3 separate regions of the Homo sapiens genome follow, and regions 2 and 3 are each linked to region 1. A link is a loop called in an ENCODE intact Hi-C map of the cell type or tissue named here. Cell type or tissue: B cell. All regions are shown on one strand. Links, peaks and the distances in the headings refer to the core of each region. The heading gives the core; the rest is flanking DNA.

Region 1 (6,069 bases), core at 651-5,650:
TTTGACACAATCTGTTGGCAGATATGACTTAAATAAATCTTGACTGTTAAAAATCCTGTTTGAGGAAGTATTTCTTTCATACAAGATGAGCGCCCCTGGTGTCAGAAAGCCCCAGGCCTGTGACCTGTACCAGAATTCACACTATGTAGCTTTCTCCCATCTGTGTCTTAGCTCTTTAAAAATATTGTCTTTTCTGCCTAGTTTACTTCTCTTGCTGCCAAATGGAAAGAGAAAAGGCTGTAGGTTTGTCATCTGAGCAGTCAGCAGATTCTATGTCTTTCACTTAAGAAGCCGTTTCCTAGCAGTTCTTCTATTAGTTCATTCCTTCACAAATCTTTCCTGAGTGTCTGCCGAGTAGACTCCTACAAAGCAGTGGCTAGTTTCCGCTTCCAGCAGACAGCCCACGTTCTCATTCACAGGTGGTTAATTTATACGACCATACCACTGAGTAACTTGCCATTGGTCTTTATATAATGTGTTTCTCTTTAGAGGGGCTTTTAGCTTAATTAGGTTGTAAATCGGTATCTTTCTTTAATAAACATCAGTATTAATGATTTTAAAGTAGAGTAAGATTGAGGAAAGTTCTTGTTCAACTACATTATTAATTTATTTCTAAGAGGATCTGTATGTTATAGGGTTAGGCCTAATTCATCTCAAAAAGAAAGCCTTAAATCACATAGGGACATTAAACTAAGTGTCCAAGCTCTACAGTTCTTTCAGATTCGAAAAGAAAATAATCTGCAATACATTATTATGACTATTTGTTAGGATGTCAGTTTAGCTTTAACACTGGCGGACACTGTGAATTACCATTTATTTCTTGACATTTTCATCTTTTAGTCCTATTGTCAGTGATTATATGCACTTAAAAGTCAAGAGAGTATTTGAACAGGCACTCACTAATAGCAAAGGAACAGAAAAAGTATTCCCTTTGAGGTTTTAAATAGATTTTTAAAGATCGGCGCCAGTGTCTTAGTTCCACGTAATCCTGTATTTTCATGTACAAACCCTTATTTGACAATTACCACTTTTTGAAATTAAACAGAATGTCTTTATTCATGTTGTCTTGCCAACTAAAATATTTAAAGTTATTATTTTTAAACTATAATGAAATTCTATTACTCATGTTACATTTGATGTTATTTTTAAATTTCCTGGCTTATACATAGTGCAGTGACTTATTACGCAGTTTACTCACATATATATTCTTTTGTTTTATCAAGCCACTGCCAAAAAATATGGTGTCTCGTCTTTGTGAATCTAAAAAGGTTTGTGCTGCAGCTGATATGCAACTTCAGGTATGTATGTACCTTTGTTCTGAAGTTTTCCGGAGTCATTATCCCAAATAAATATATAACTTTACATTCTTGCCAATGATACCTATTTATTATAATAATTATGCTTCTAAAACATCTTTCATCTGAGTTCAAAGAACTTGACCAAAATTGACTCATTTAGTCCTCACACTGCCCTTATGAAGTAGGCGTTGAATAAAATTATTTCCTGGCCAGGCACAGTGGCTCACACCTGTAATCCCAGCACTTTGGGAGGCCGAGGTGGGCGAATCACGAGGTCAGGAGTTTGAGACCAGCTTAACCAACACGGTGAAACCCCATCTCTACTAAAAATACAAAAATTAGCCAGGCATGGTGGTGCATGCTTATAATCCCAGCTACTCAGGAGGCTGAGGCAGGAGAATCGCTTGAACCTGGGAGGTGGAGGTTGAAGTGAGCCGAGATCTTGCCACTGACTCCAGCCTGGGCAACAGAGTGAGACTCTGTCTCAAAAAAAAAAAAAGACTATTTCCCGTTTTCAGTTGGGAAAAAATGAAAGCTTAGAAAATTTACACAACTTCTAAATCACACATTTTGCCAGCTAAATTAAGGCTCAAACTTAATTTTATATATACATATGTTTATTCATTTTGTATCTTTTTAAAATTTTTGTGTTTTTAGGTTTGAAGTTTAGATAGTAATTGCTGTTAGTTTTAGATAATATTCAAAACCAACTTCCCAGGTTTTGAGATGAAGACCAGAAAACTTTCATGAACCATCTGGATGCCAGGTCTGCATGACATCAGATGCGTAGATGTTTGTAATGACTGAGATTGTTATGGAATTCTCACTCCTCTTCAGATCTTGAGAGTTATGTAAACACCTTAAACACCCATCTTTCATCTTAGGCAGTATTCACTTTATGATGATTCAGTTACCTGTTTAACAAAGTAATCACTATTTAATTGCTTTATAGTTTTGTAAAATTCAGTCCCTAGAAGGTAATAAATGTGCTCTGTTTTTCTGTACCTTCAAACATGAAATACATGTTTCAGTGAAGGAAATCTATTATATAGACAAAACCGTGAATCTATATTTGCTTTACCTTACTCAGTATCTATTCATATCAATATAATTTTTAAAGGATTTCTGAGTTATTTTTAAAAATTAACATTACTTGGCAAAAGTCTTGATTTGCTGATATCTTTAGTAGAAGGCCTGGCTTTTAAAAGTCTGTTTTGTGGCTTTCTTCTTGAAAAAGTGTTCTGATAATTTTCTTTTAAAATGGAAAACCAACCTTTCCCTCCTCCGCCCTCCAAAAACAATAGCCCCCTAGAGACAGAGAGAGGCAAAGTCCTGGTAGAGGAGCTGCCTGGGTTCAGCTTTTATATTACACTTGGACAGTGGAGATGAACACGGGTGGAAAGGAAGTGAATTGTTTCAACTTTCTATGGGGACATAAACAGTGTTTTTAAGGCCAGATGCGGTGGCTCACACTTATAATCCCAGCACGTTGGGAGGCCGAGGCGGGCGGATCACGAGATCAGGAGATCGAGACCATCCTGGCTAACACAGTGAAACCCCAACTCTACTAAAAATACAAAAAAATTAGCCAGGCGTGGTGGCAGGCGCCTATAGTCCCAGCTACTCGGGAGGCTGAGGCAGGAGAATGGCGTGAACCCGGGAGGCGGAGCTTGCAGTGAGCCGAGATCGCGCCACTGCACTCCAGCCTGGGCGACAGGGCGAGACTCTGTCTCAAAAAAAAAACAAAAAAAAAACACTGTTTTTAAAACTGTACATTTTTTAAAATTATTGTTTTAAAAATAGGCTCTTCATTTTTCTGTGACTTAATAAGTTTCTTGGCCCCAGGAATGCATGACTCCCTGGGTAGGCAGATAGGCTCATGTCTTTGGAATTGTTTAGTTTATCAGCAAATAAGCATAAAAAGAATGCACATTTAATTTATTTTGCTCTGTTTTCATATTTAATTTATTTTGCTCTGTTTTTATAATTCAAAAAAGTTACCCCATGTTTATATCATTTTGTAAAAGGCATAATTGAAGAAATGAAACTCTTGAATTCTGATTTATTTATACATTGGGGCAAAATAACACCTCAGTTGAGGTTAGAATGTAAGAGTTTCAGTTCCTGATAATTTACTCTGTTAGAATATAGGTAAGACATTGAGTAATTTTGGCCTCCCTGATTATCTTTATGCATCGTTACTCATTATAAAATGTAGAATTGAAAGAGCTATATTTAGCTATATGTTTAGATTACCAGTTAGAAGAAAGCAATATTTATATTTAGGAAATGTCTGTATTTTTCTAGGGAAGGTTTAAACTTAACTTTATAATTTAGAACCATAATTCTATATCTAGATGCAGCCAGAAGCCAGAGGTCATTTAAATTTTCTCTTTTAACCAAACTAATCCTCACTTCTTTCAAGTCAACAGCTGCACATTCTCTACAAATCCCATTTCTGAATCACAAAGATACATATCAGAAGCATAATTGCGTGTCAAAATTTGTCCTTTAAAATAAAGCATTTTCTACTTGCCTGCATGAAGTCAAATGTTCAAGTCAGTGTTGAAAAACAATATTTGAGTCAGATGTTGCAGTGAAAAAATGCTTTATGTTTATTTTAGATTTCTTTGCAAAATTTAGTTTTCAGTACTTTGTAAACAGCAGATTTCATGTCCAAACTTTCTTTAATGCTTTCTTCTCCCACTGTGTTTCAGTGGCCTATATCCTCTACTCAGAGGAGAGTGCTCCTTTTCCCCTGGTCATCTAGTTGAGCCCTCCCTATACAGCAGCTGCTTCCTTTGTACTTCCTGACACCAGGTGTGGGAGTCTAGTTCCAACCTCTCCAACAGCTGCATCAGAATTCTTCGATACATCTATACTCACGAGATGCTGCATTGCTATTTCTTTCTCTACCCCCACCACACCTATTTAATTTTCTTTCACCTTTTATCACAAAACTAGAATTCTGACCGTTTCATTTCTCTCATTTAAGATATATCAGGATTCCAGGAGGAAACCAAACAACATTTGTTAGATCCAGCGGGTCTAAAGTTGTAACTGGTTTTGTATATTTCTGCCTACAGATAGATAGATAGATAGATAGATAGATAGATAGATAGATAGATAGATATAGATTTTTTTGTTGTTGTTGTTGTTTTTTGTTTGGTTTTTTTTTTTGAGACGGAGTCTCTCCCAGGCTGGAGTGCAGTGGAGCAATCTCGGCTCACTGCGAGCTCCGCCTCCCAGGTTCACGCCATTCTCCTGCCTCAGCCTCCCGAGTAGCTGGGACTAGAGGTGCCTGCCACCACGCCTGTCTAATTTTTTTGTATTTTTAGTAGAAACGGGATTTCACTATGTTAGCCAGGATGGTCTTGATCTCCTGACCTCGTGATCCTCCCGCCTCGGCCTCCCAAAGTGCTGGGATTACAGGCGTGAGCCACCGCGCCTGGCCTTCCGTCTACATATATTTTGGCAAAATTCCAGTTTTGTGTCACATATTTGATTTGCTGCCATTGTACATAAAGAGTATCTTATGGGTATGGTTCAAAATTCTTTAATATTCTTATTTATGAAAAGGTTGAGAGCATTCCTTTTAATCTTTAGCATGGTCTTAAATGTGGTATGAAATACATTTCAAACCATGTAAGTTTATTTTTGTGACTGTTTTCAACTGTGATTGGTAACTGTTGTTCTGGTGCACTTATAGCATCTTTGGTCAACCACATCTTGATGTGAGGATGGACGACCAAAACTAAGTAGATGTTTTTATCTATCTAGGTCTTTTATGCCACTCTGGATCAAATCTACCATGGGAAGCATCCCCTGAGGAATTCAACCACAGACATTCTCAAGGAAACACAAGAGAAATTCTATGGCCTACCATATGTTCCAAATACTGTGAGTCCAGCATTTGGCTTCTGTTTTGTGTATTGAGTGGTTCTGCTATTACTTCTGTAGCTTGTGATTATCTTCCCCTTTGGAGAACTTGAAATCCCTACATTTATGTTGAGGCTTCACATGGCTCAAATGCTGGAAATTGCCTGGTTCATTTAATATTTCCAACTACCCATTTATATGTTCTTATTTTCCTCCCTCTAACAGTGTTTTTGTACCTTTTTGGAAATGTGGGGGTTAAAAAGGCCATTGGAGTTGGTCTATATTCTTCTTTTTAGTTATTTTTCTACAATGTGAAAAATAGTGATGTAAGATGAATGTGATTACCAGTCCTGAATCATTTTCATTGCAAAGAGAATTAACATGTATTGAGTATCTTACATTGTACCAGGAATTATAATAGATGCTTTACATATCTTATCTTGTTGAGTACCATGTCAGGAGAGAGAGCAGGAGTAATGTTACCATTTATTGGATTCTAGGCGCCAGACTCTATCTAATTCCTTTGGGAAAAGATCTCTAATTTAGCTCTCAAAATAACCTTATAAATTAAATTATATCCTTGTATTTGGGGCTCATTTGGAGGCACAGACACATTATATGTCCTGTCTGAGATCATCTAGGTAGTTAAGTGATTGTATGGGGGTTCAAAACAAACAGGCTTTTTTCATCACTCAAAGGCTCGTGTAAGGAGCAGTTGAGCACCGTGACTCCTAGTGCAATTAACAGTGTGATTCTTGGTGCAGTTAGCAATGTGACTGACTTAATGTTACCCAGGCCTTTCTCAGCTGCAAGTGATAGAAACGTGGTTCACACGGACTTAAACAGAAAAGGGAATTTATTGAGTCTTGTAACTGAAAGGTGCAGGGGTATA
Region 2 (6,069 bases), core at 604-5,603, 110 kb after region 1:
CAGCTTCTTCCAAACTCCTGTTAATGTTGATATTTTGACCTCCTCCCATGAATCACAAATGCTCTTAAGGGCACGTAGAATGGTGAATCCTTTCCAGAAGGTTTTCAATTTACTTTGCTCAGATCCGTCAGAGGAATCACTGCCTATGGAAGCTATGGCCTTACAAAATGTATTTCTTAAGTAATAAGACTTGAAAGTCAAAATTATTCCTTGATTCATGAGCTGCAGAATGGGTGCCGTGTTAGCAGGCAGGAAACAACATTCATCTCCTTGTACACCTCCATCAGAGCTCTTGGGTGATCAGGTGCATTGTCAGTGAGCAGTAGTAATTTGAAAGGAATCTTTCATTCTGAGCAATAGGTCTTAGCAGTGGGCTTAACATATTCAGTAAACCATGATGCAAAAATATATGCTGTCATTCAGGCTTTGTTTTTCCATCTCTAGAACACAGGCAGAGCAGATTTGGTATAATTCCTAAGGGCCCTAGGATTTTCAGAACGGTAATTGAGTATTGGTTTCAACTTAAAGTCACCAGCTTCATAAGCCTCTAACAAGAGAGTCAGCCTGTCCTTTGAATCTTTGAAGCCAGGCATTGACTTCTCTCTAGCTAAGAAAGTCCTAGCTGGGGCCGGGCACGGTGGCTCACGCCTGTAATCGCAGCACTTTGGGAGGCCGAGGCGGGCAGATCACGAGTCAGGAGATCAAGACCATCCTGGCCAACATGGTGAAACCCCGTCTCTACTAAAAATACAAAAAAATTAGCAAGGCATGGCGGTGCACACCTGTAGTCCCAGCTATTTGGGAGGCTGAGGCAGGAGAATTGCTTGAACCCGGGAGGCAGAGGGTGCAGTGAGCCAAGATCGTGCCACTGCACTCCAGCCTAGTGACAGAGCGAGACTGCATCTCAAAAAAAAAAAAAAAAAAAAGTCCTAGCTGGCATCTTCTTCCAATAGAAGGCTGTTTTTATCTACATTGAAAATCTGTTGTTTCATGAAACCACCTGCATCAATGCTCTTAGCTAGATCTTCTGGAAAACTTGCTGCAGCTTCGACATCAGTACTTTTTCCCTGCCTCACCTTGTACTTTTGTGTTAACAGAGCCAGGCTCTTTCCTTAAATCCCATGAACCAACATCTGTGAGCTTCACATTTTCTTCTTCAGCTTTCTCATGTCTCTGAGCCTTGACAGAATTGAAAAGAATTAGAGCTTTGCTCTGGGTTAGGCTTTGGCTTAAGGGACTGCTGTGGCTGGTTTGATCTTCTATCCGGACCACTCAAACTTTCTCCATATCAGCAATCAGCTTGTTTCACTTTCTTATCATTTGTGTGTTTACTGGAGTAGCACTTTTAATTTCCTTCAGGAACTTTCCCTTGCATTCACAACTTGGCTAATTGTTTCTCAAGAGGTCAAGCTTTTGGCCTATTTCAGCTTTTGACATGCCTTCCTCACTAAGTTTAATCATTTCTAGTTTTTTTATTTAAAGTGAGAGACATGTAACTCTTCCTTTCACTCAAACACTTAGAAGGCCAATACAGGGTTATTAAATGGCATAATTTCAATATTGTTGTGTCTCAGGGAATAGGGAGGCCTGAGGAGAGGGAGAGAGACAGGTAATAGCTGGTCCATGGAGCAATCAGGATAAATCACCATTTATTGCTTATAAATCACCATTTATTGCTTAATATATCACCATTTATTGCTTAAGTTCACCATCTTATATGGGGTTAGTTCATGGTGCTCCAAAATAGTTACAATAGTAACATCAAAGATTACTGATCACCTTAACAGGTATAATATCAAGGCTAGGAGTTTGAGGCTACTGTGAGCCATGATTACACCATTGCACTCCAGCCTGGACAAACTTGAAAGATCCCATCTCTACAAAAAGATAGGAAAATTGGCTGGGTATGGTGGCACACACCTGTAGTCTCAGCTCCTGGGACGCTGATGTAGGAGGATTGCTTGAGCCCAGGAGTTCAAGGCTGCAGTAAGCTATAATCACACCACTGGACTCCAGCCTGGGCCACAGATTGAGACTCTGTCTCTAAAAAACAAACAAACCAACAAATAAACAGATATAATGTTAATAATGAAAAAGTTTAAAACATAGTAAAAATTACTAAAATGTGACACAGAGACATGAAGTGAGCCTATACTGTTGGAAAAACAGCGCTGATGGACTTGCTTGATGCAGGGTCGCCACAAACCTTCAATTTATAAAACATGCAATATCTGCAAAGCGCAATAAAAGCGAGGTGTGGCCGTCAGGTCCGTCCCAACCCAGGTTTGCTCTATGCAGCCAGAACACCTCACCCTACCCCCACCCCCACGGACGCTCATACAGTTGGGTGGATTTTCCACCCCAATGCTATGAAAACAGAAAATCCACCCCATTCTCTTCTGGCCTTTTTATTTTTGAGGAAGAATGCTCTGCAGCATTGTAGCTCTGAGAAAGAGGGAGGATTCCAGTGTTCCCATGACTCAACGTGGAGGGTTCCCATTTCCATGCCTTTCTTCTTTCACTGCTGCTCCCAGCTCCCACCTCCTGAGCTGGGCATCAGGAATCTTTTGTGTGTAAAGCACAGGAAGGACCCAGCCCAACCACAAGTGACCGGCTGGCTTTCCTGTGATTCCCTGGGCCTCAAGGCCAGTGCATTACCAATGCCGTGGGGTCTTCAGTCCAGGGGGCCTCTCCAGCCTTCCCGATGCCTCTGCCGGGTGCTTCTGCTGTATTTAGAAAAGCATTTGGTTCCTCTGATTAGGTAATGTCTGGTAAGTTCCCAAGGAAGGTTTCATTCACATTTTCAAGTTAAGGTGAACTGAGATGCTTTAAACTCAGTGAAGCCAGAGGACTTGGGGCCCAATTCCGTCCTTGGGCAGGGGTGTGAGGGAGCTCCCGTGGGCAGGCTGTCCAGCATCAGTTTAGACCCCGTCCCAGTAAGCACGATGAGCGCTGTGAAATGAGAAGGGCAGGCTGGGCTGAGGGAGGGAAGAGCAAGAGGTAGGAAGGAAAGAATGTCTCAGCCCGCACCGCCCCTGGGCGGAGGCGCATGGTGCACCCCAGCCACTCTGTCGGCCAGCCCCTCCTTCTCTGGTAGTCCCCCGATCTCCCACTCAAATGAAGATCTGCTCTCCCTCCGAGCAGGCAGGCCTGATGCTTCCAGCCCGCTGGCGGGGAGGCCTGGCGTCTCGCCCTAGAGGGGCCCATGACGCGATGGGTGGGGCCCCATTTGAAATGAAAATGTGGGGTTCCTGTTCAAAAGAGTATTAAGAGTTCCGAGGGTGACGGCAGGCCGAGCAAGAGCCCAGAGGTGCTCTGAGCACAGGCCCTATGCCACTTCCTGCCGCACAGCCTGAGCCGCCCCAACCCCCGGGGGAGGCAGGTTTGTCAGCACTCGGCCTGGACTGAATCCGGATTAAATTGCGCTCTGCAGCACAGAGGCCCCGGTCAGGCGCCCGTGGGGGCACAGGCCTGCACCTGCTGCTGATATGCACTTCGAGAGCGGGCGGGCGCGGCCTTGCCAGAGGGCTCTGGGTTTGAATGAGGAAGCAGCGCGGCGGGGCGGCCTCTGCAGGAGAAGGTGCTGGCGGCAGGGAGGGGCGCGGACGCGGCCCAGCAGCTGGCAGGGACTTCACGGGAATATCGGCCGACAGCCCTCGAAGAAGCCACAGCAGGGAGGAAATTTTCCCTCTGCCCACTTCAGGCCAAGATGGCTGGTGTCGGATGAATGCCCCGGGGTCACCTGCTGAAAAGAAAAAAACCCAATGCCCAGTCTAATCGCGCGCGCAGGGGCTCCGGGCCCTCCCGAACCCTGGCAGCCCCGCAGGGCCCTTTGTGCCCGCGGCGTGTGGAGCGCGGAGTCTCCGGGAAAAGCCCCCCCTTAGGCAATCCGGGCCATTTCCGAGGCGAAGGCTGTGGCCGGCGAGGTGCTGGCTGTCTCTGAGCCGGCGCTCCAAGGCCGACACCCCTACCTGGAGAGGGCCCTGGGCGCCCGCCGGCTGGGGACCCGGCGGGCAAGGCTCACAGGAATTCCCGCCCAGGCCTTTCTGGAGGGGGCTCAGGAGCCAAGCCTGGAGTGTCCCCAGCTGACTTTCCCTGGATGCCTCCCCAGGTGGTCCTGCCACGACAACAATCAAATGAAAACTCAAACAAAAACACCAAACCCCTTTTATTTCCTGCAAGCATTAGCGCATGTCTTTCCAAAAGGCTTGGCCTGCGATCCTGTAGGCATGGAGGCCCAGGGGTGCGTTCTCAGCCGGCGGGGCCCCTCCTAGGGGCCTGCCCTTTCCTTACCCTCCAGCCAGTGTCTCCCGACCCCGGCTCAGCAACTTCCCAAGTGGGCCGCCAAATTGCACAATGTCATATGTCCATTCCTTCATCATCTTCCCTGTTAGGCACATCCTATGTCCTCTTAATATACATTAAGGCCGGGCGCGGTGGCTCACGCCTGTAATCCCAGCACTTTGGGAGGCCGAGGCAGGCGGATCACGAGGTCAGGAGATTGAGACCATCCTGGCTAACACGGTGAAACCCCGTCTCTATTAAAAATACAAAAAATTAGCCGGGCATGGTGGCGGGCGCCTGTAGTCCCAGCTACTCGGGAGGCTGAGGCAGGAGAATGGCGTGAACCCGGGAGGCGGAGCTTGCAGTGAGCCGAGATCGCGCCACTGCACTCCAGCCTGGGCGACAGAGCAAGACTCCGTCTCAAAAAAACAAAACAAAACAAAACAAAATGTGTATATATATATATATATATACACACACATTAAAGATATGGGAAACAGATACCTATAAAATCACACCTGAGATGAAATAGATAGTAACATTTTTCCATAGTTGTTTTAGAGGTTTTTTTAAATAAAAACATTACAATTTCAGCCACTCCCCACCTCAACCCTCAACCCTTTACCCTACCTTTTCTTGGCAACTAAATCTATCCACCATCTCAGTAGCTTCTTTTTTCTTTTTCTCATCAATAATGATACCAATCCTTTTTTGGTTATGTCCTTTGTAAATATCTTCTCCCTGTTTGTGGCTTAACTTATTAATTGATACATGGTGACTCTTTTGATAGACAAGTATTAAATTTGAATGTAGTCAAATATGTTCATTTCTTATAAACTGTTCATAAGCAGTTTATATTTTTAAAGTCAAATTAAAGAAAGCTTTCTCTACCCAAGGCCAAAAAAGATACTCTCCTCTATTTTATTCTAAAAGTTTCAAGCTTTGCTTTGAACATTTAGATCTTTAATTCACAGGGAATTTATTTTTGTGCATGGTGTGAGCTAGAACTCCAAGTTTATTTAAAATGTTCACATAGAAACCAACTGTCCCAAGGTCCACTGACCTGCGGTGCTGCCTGTCACATGTCACACTTTCATGTATGGATGGCCGGTGTCTGCACTCTATGTTATATTCTTTGTCTGTTGTGCAAATATCAGAGGTGTTTGAACCAGAGCAACTTCATCTTGAATAGGGGCTGGGTAAAATGAGGCCGAGATCTACTGGGCTGCATTCCCAGACAGTTAAGGCATTCTAAGTCACAGAATGACCTAGGAGGTCAGTACAAGATACAGGTCATAAGAACCTTCCTGATAAAAACAGCTTGCAGTAAAGAAGCCAGCTAAAACCCACCAAAACCAAGATGGCGACAAGAGTGACCTCTGGTCATCCTCACTGCTACACTCACGCCAGCGCCATGAGAGTTTACAAATGCCATTGCAAGGTCAGGAAGTTACCCCATATGGCCTAAAAAGGGGAGGCATAAATAATCCACCTCTTGTTTAGCATATAATCAAGAAATAACCATAAAAATGGGCAAGCAGCAGCCCTGAGGGCTGCTTTCTATGGAGTAGCCATTCTTTATTCCTTTACTTTCCTAATAAACTTGCGTTCACTTTACGGACTCGCCCTGAATTCTTTCTTGTGCAAGACCCACTCTCTTAGGGTCTGGACCAGGACCCCTTCTGGTAACATTAACACTGTACTATCATAATTATTTCCTTTCTCTAGTGTCTTGATATCTAATAAGTGCTTTACCTTGTTCATCTTCAGGAATGTGTTGGCGCT
Region 3 (6,069 bases), core at 505-5,504, 420 kb after region 1:
TTTTAAACATTTTCATTGTTATTATATCTGCTTTGGTGATCTGTGATTACTAATCTATGGTGTCACTATTGTAATTGTTTTGGGGTGCCACGAACTGTGCCCAAATAAGACAGTAAACTTAATCGATAAACGGTATGTTCTCTCACTGCTCTACCAACAGGCTGTTCTTGCCTCTCTCCCTCTCCTCCAGCCTCTCTTTTCCCTAAGACACAACAGTATTGAAATTAGGCCAACTAGTAACCCTATAATGGCCTCTAACTCTTCAAGTGAAAGGAAGAGTTGCAAGTCTCTCACCTGAAATCAAAAGCTAGAAATGACTAAGCTTAGTGAGGAAGGCAGGTTGAAAGCCAAGACAGGAAAGCCAGGCCTCTTGTGACAAACAGTCAAGTTGTGAATGCAAAGGAAGTGTTTTTGAAGGAAATTAAATAGTGCTATTCCAGTGAATACAGAAACTATAAGAAAGCAAAACAGCCTTATTACTGATTAGGAATCAATTTGAGTGGTCTGGATAGAAGATCAAACCAGCCATAACATCCCCTTAAGCCAAAGCCTAACCCAAACAAAGGTCTAACTCTCTCCAAATCTGTGAAAGCTGAGAAAGGTGAGGAAGCTGCAGAAGAATTTGAAGCTACCAGAGGTTGGTTCATGAGGTTTAAGGAATAAAGCCATCTTTATAACATAAAAGTGCAAGGTGAAGCAGCATGTGCTGATGGGGAAACTTCAGCAAGTTCTCCAGAAGATGTAGCTAACATAACTGATGAAGGTGACTACACTAAGCAACAGATTTTCAATGTAGATGAAACAGTCTTCTGGTGGAAGAAGATGCCATCTAGGACTTTCATAGCTATAGAGGAAAAATAAATGCCTAGCTTCAAAGGACAAGTTGACTCTTGTTAGGGGCTAATGCAGCTGGTGACTAAGTTGAAGCCAAGTTCATTTACCATTCCAAGGATCCTAGGGCGCTTAAGCATTATGCTATATCTACTCTGCATGTGCTCTATAAATGGAACAACAAAGCCTGGCCGACAGCACATCCATTTACAGCATGGTTTACGGAATATTTTAAGCCCACTGTTGAGACCAACTGTTCAGAAAGAAAGATTCCTTTCAAAATATTACTGCTTATTGACATTGCACCTGGTCGCCCAAGAGCTCTGATGGAGAAGTACAAGGCGATGAATATCGTTTCCTGCCTGCTAACACAGCATCCATTCTGCAGCCCACAGATCAAGGAATAATTTTGACTTTCAAGTCTTATTATTTAAGAAATACATTTTATGAGGCTATAGCTGCCATAGATAGTGATTCCTCTGACGGATCTGGGCAAAATGAATTGAAAAGTTCCTGGAAAGGATTCACCATTCTAGATTCCATTAAGAACATCCATGATTGGCCAGGTGCTGTGGCTCATGCCTGTAGTCCTAGCACTTTGGGTGGCCGAGGCGGGTGGATCAGCTGAAGTCAGGAATTCGAGACCAGCCTAACCAACATGATGAAACCTCATCACTACTAAAAATACAAAATTACCGGGCATGGTGGCACATGCTTGTAATCCCAGCTACTTGGGAGGCTGAGGCAGGAGAATCGCTTGAACCCAGGAAGCGGAAGTTGCAGTGAGCCAGGATCACACCCTTGCACTCCAGCCTGGGCAACAAGAGCAAAACTCTATCTCAAAAAAAAAAAAAAAAGAACATCCATGATTCATGGGAGAAGGTCAAAATATCAACATTAACAGGAGTTTGGAAGAAGTTGATTCCAACCCTTGTGGATGACTTTGAGGAGTTCAAGATTTCATTGGAGGAAGTAACTACAGAAGTGATGGAAACAGCAAGAACTAGAATTAGCAGTGGAGCCTGATGATGTGACTGAGTTGGGGCAATCTCATGATAAAACTTTTTTTTTTTTTTGAGACAGAGTCTCCCTCTGTCGCCCAGGCTGTATTTGTATTTTTAGTAGAGATGGCGTTTCACCGTGTTAGCCAGGATGTTCTCGATCTCCTGACCTCGTGATCTGCCTACCTCGGCCTCCCAAAGTCCTGGGATTACAGGCGTGAGCCACCATGCCCGGCCAGGAATGTACATTTTTAAAGACATAATGCTATTTCACACTTAATAGACTATAGTATAGTGTATAAACATAACTTTTATCTGCACCGGGAAAACAAAATATTATGTGACTTATTTTATTGTGATATTCATTATATTGCACTGGTTTGGAACCAAATCTTCAATATCTCTGAGGTATTCCTGTGCCAAAAAAATGAAATTTTGGCCCAAAAAATGAAAAAGTTTTAGATCCTGCATGAATGCCAATGATTCCTTCATTCTCTGGTCCTCCACAGTCTGAATCCCAACTCCCCTTGGGCCCTGTTTTTTTCACCATTACATCTCCCAAACTAATATAAAGTGAATGGGTGCATCTCTTCCTTAGGCTTTGAAAAATTGTTTTGGAGTTTGCTGTGAAAGGATAAATCAACTCACAACTTTCTCTAATAACTAGTTTATTAATATCTGTCCAATAAGAGAATTATTAAAGAAATGAACACAAAACAGAAAAGTTAAGAAGGACTTCCTTTTCTTCCCCTAATTTAAATTTGTACAGAGATGGTAAGTGGTTATAGTGAGTGGTCATGACAAGCCACACATGTGAACATCACTACATTCGCTTATTTGGCAGTGAATGATGTGGAACACAGAGTGACATACAAGAGGCCATGATCAAGAGGGACTTTCCATAGTTGATGAGTAAATGCATTTCATTCCTGTGCAGTCACTGATGAGTGGAAGTTAAATGCTGAAGATGTCTACGAAGGCGGAAGTCACCTTGCACGGGCTTGGCTAGAGAAAGCCTTCTGCTCTTCTGCCTGAGCACTGATTGATGGGTGGAAAATCAGTAATGTTATTTGAGTCTTCCCATCTCTGATGTCTTTTATTGCTACCTCCTGAAATGTGAAGGAGTGTTTCTAATACCCCATTCATGCACTTAACCACTTAAGTATGAGATCAGTATTCTTCCATTACATGATTTAAGGCTGAAGTTCTAGCTTTTTAACCAACCCTCCCCAGAAAGACCTTGCGATGACCCTTCTTACTGATCTCCATCCTGATTTGTGCACACATTTGCTGGGTTCTGTGCCAGGCACTGGGGTTGGGGAGAGGGTGATGGTGTGAACAAGGGATATGGAGGCATGTTTTCTGCTCTTGAATGTCTCCAGAGGGGGACTTAGCAAGTAAATATGTGGTTTGTGTAATATGGAAAGAGCTGGGATGGGTGGATATACAAAGTATTCAGAGAGAGTAAGAAAGGAGACATAAGCGTCGTTTGTCCTGGACTTATTGCCGTTTTTCCTTAAACAGTGTTGGGGGGAGAGAGACAATTTTGAAGTGACATTTGAATGGGGCTATCAAGGGTGGGCCATCAAAATTGAACATGGAGGGAGGAGCCAGATGCTGCAGGAGGAAACAGAATGGGCTGAGAAAGGTGCAAAAAAAGCAGTACAAAGGCATGAACAGGCCTGCAGAGCTCTGGGGCTGTTCAGGAAGGAGGGATGGAGACAAGGCTGGGAAACATTTGGACATTACGATGCAGGTAACTTGAACTACTAAAAATATCTTGATGCTGGGGAGGGATTTAGTCACACTCGATTATACAATAACTTGATGGTAATATGAAGGGTTGATTGGAGGAGAAAGGATGTGGGGCAGTGAGAACAGCTGGGGCCCTGAGTGGTGGCCTGAGTAAGGGACAGGAGAGAGCTGTGCCAATACCAACAGGAGGTGGCAATGAAGCCAAACGATATTTATCGTGGTCAAACACTTCGACATGGTGGCTGATTGGATGTGTCAGTGGAGGGTTTTCTGAGAATGACCACCGTTTATTACTTGCAATATTAATTTTGTAGCTATAATATTTTCAGATTATTTAAACCAAAATTGGAAAATATTCAGAAAACTGAAAAAGTGACAAAGGCTTAAAACCCAAACATACACATCACAGTTTTAATTACCAATGAATTTAAAAATATGTTTTCTATCCAGCCTGGGCGACATGGTGAGACCTCGTCTCTACCAAAAAAAAAAAAAAAAAAAAAAATTAGCTGGGCATGGTGGTACATGCCTGTAGTCCTATAGTCCCAGCTACCCAGGAGACTGAGGTGGGAAGATCTCTTCAGCCCAGGAGTTTGAGGCTGCAGTGAGCCATGATCACACTACTGCACTCCAGCCTGGCAGCAGAGCTAGACTCTATCTCAAAAAAAAAAACAAAAACCACACACACACACAAAACAAAACAAAACACAAAGAATATGTCTCTCTGCCCTAAATGGTTTTCAAATTTTTGAGTTCTTTATGTAAATTACTTAGCCATTATAGTTATAAAGATTATAGAAATAGTGAACAATCATGATTTGTTTAGATTTAGGATTCGTTGAGTTCAAATATACATTTGAATATTATTATTTGCTTCCCCGATTAAAAAATTCATTTTTGATGATTCAGAAACATCCATTTTTATAATTAATGAGTAAATAAACTTTTTTTCATTTTATAACTATTTAATATATCCAATGCATCTCTATCAAGAGAACATTTGAAATGGTTTGGGAAATGAGCAAAATGTAAGATTTTAACAGATGAAGCTTCAATTCAATTGTAATCATATAAAATCCATTTTGCTTTTTATGGATCCATTCCTAATTTTCCTTCAAAATCTCCCCTGACCTACAAAAAATTAGCCAGGCATGGTGTTGGGTGCCTGTAATCCCAGCTACCCGGGAGGCTAAGGTAGGAGAACTGTTTGAGCCTGGGAGGCAGAGGTTGCAGTGAGCCGAGATCACACCACTGCACTCCAGCCTGGGCAACAAAGCGAGACTCCGTCTCAAAAAAAACAAAAAACAAAAAGCAAAAAAACCTCCGCTGACCTATTTCTAACTGGCGTTTTCTTTGTGTCCCCTCCAGTGGTGGATGCCTGCCAACTACTATAATTGTTCTACAGAACAGCAAATGTGTGCAGCCGTTTATAATCTTTTCTGTATGAGGAAGACTGTAGCATGCTCCTCTTTTAATAATAGGCAAAGAAAATAAATTGGGTGTTAGTCTTCACAAATGCAAAAATCTGTAATTTTGTGGATGGAGTTTCTATGATTCATTTTTCCAAGTTACTGTGGCAAAGGCTCTGCACAGCAATAAAGTAATGATAACCCATTGAACTGTTCATTGACAATATCACCCTAACTCCAAATATTTAGAAATGGGATTTAAAAACTTGTTTTTATTTTAAAAAACCTTTAATGAATGTAAGCAAGAAATAGTAAAAATACAATATGATAAAAACAAATAGTTCCCATTTGTTTTTTATAAATAAACTCATGTTTCTCAATTACTTCTGACCAGAGGATGTTAGTTTAATCAAATCAACGTCTAGGGATTCTATCTGAGACAGCACCTCAAAACAAAATAAAGGGCAGAACTCAAGTGACTGTCAGTAACTGAAAAGAAGTAGAAAGTGTAAGATCACACCCTTTTTGCTGAAGGTATATATCTCTATTCTATAATTCATGCTTGTGTATTGATCCTGTGCAGGCTAGTAGGAGTGTTTGCCTGTGTGTGTGTGTGCGCGCGCTTCATGCTGCCCACGTCCAGCCAGAGTGTTTGCCTGTGTGTGTGTGTGTGTGTGTGTGTGTGTGTGTGTGTGTGCTTCGTGCTGCCCATGTCCAGCCAGACTGTGATATTGCCATGCGCTGGAGAGCACAAGACAGTGACAGGCCTGAAGAGAGACCTCAGGACACTGGGCCCTGATGAGCACTGCGCATGATCTTTAGAATCTCAAGCAAAGGGTTGATTTCAGTCCCTTTACTCCAAAGCTGCAGGCAGCACAGCTTAGGGAAAATCAAGTGGAGCCCTGGGTTCCAATCCTGACACTTGCATTTGCAAAGAACTTTAGACAAATTACAAACCATCTTTGGGTCCTGCGTCGTGATTTATGATGGTGGATGATAATGTCTCATTTTCAGGTTTATCTGGGAATTGACTGTACTAGTGTGGATGTGACGGGTTCTACACCTATTTGGTG

What was found. A loop is a pair of places that touch in the nucleus more often than their neighbours do. Peaks named below come from ENCODE experiments on the same cell type or tissue, not always from the same donor. Only the 100,000 strongest peaks of a DNase experiment are listed, where the experiment ranks them.
Region 2: a loop joins it to region 1, with 15 times the contacts of the local background. A loop is called at or near these places in 2 of 110 quality-filtered maps.
Region 3: a loop joins it to region 1, with 18 times the contacts of the local background. A loop is called at or near these places in 4 of 110 quality-filtered maps.

What each region holds. Positions count from the first base shown.
Region 1 is chr13:23,805,079-23,811,147 of GRCh38, reverse strand. MIPEP (mitochondrial intermediate peptidase) reads left to right here. Exons shown (of 19, transcript NM_005932.4): 15 at 1,224-1,298; 16 at 5,079-5,198. Among named protein-coding and RNA genes, the nearest start is that of PCOTH, 81 kb to the left of the region's middle. RefSeq lists enhancers at 2,744-2,793, 4,077-4,226. In B cell, for the core only: no CTCF peak of the experiment used is centred there; a DNase peak (open chromatin) is centred at 3,407; H3K4me3 peaks cover 2,270 bases; H3K27ac peaks cover 445 bases; H3K27me3 peaks cover 403 bases.
Region 2 is chr13:23,693,304-23,699,372 of GRCh38, reverse strand. No RefSeq gene overlaps it. Among named protein-coding and RNA genes, the nearest start is that of TNFRSF19, 130 kb to the right of the region's middle. RefSeq lists an enhancer at 3,056-3,629. In B cell, for the core only: no CTCF peak of the experiment used is centred there; a DNase peak (open chromatin) is centred at 3,422; H3K4me3 peaks cover 914 bases; H3K27ac peaks cover 1,221 bases.
Region 3 is chr13:23,380,980-23,387,048 of GRCh38, reverse strand. The region is part of intron 2 of SACS (sacsin molecular chaperone); the gene reads left to right. Among named protein-coding and RNA genes, the nearest start is that of SACS-AS1, 35 kb to the left of the region's middle. RefSeq lists enhancers at 2,630-2,859, 2,880-2,939. In B cell, for the core only: no CTCF peak of the experiment used is centred there; a DNase peak (open chromatin) is centred at 2,738; H3K27ac peaks cover 1,153 bases; H3K27me3 peaks cover 353 bases.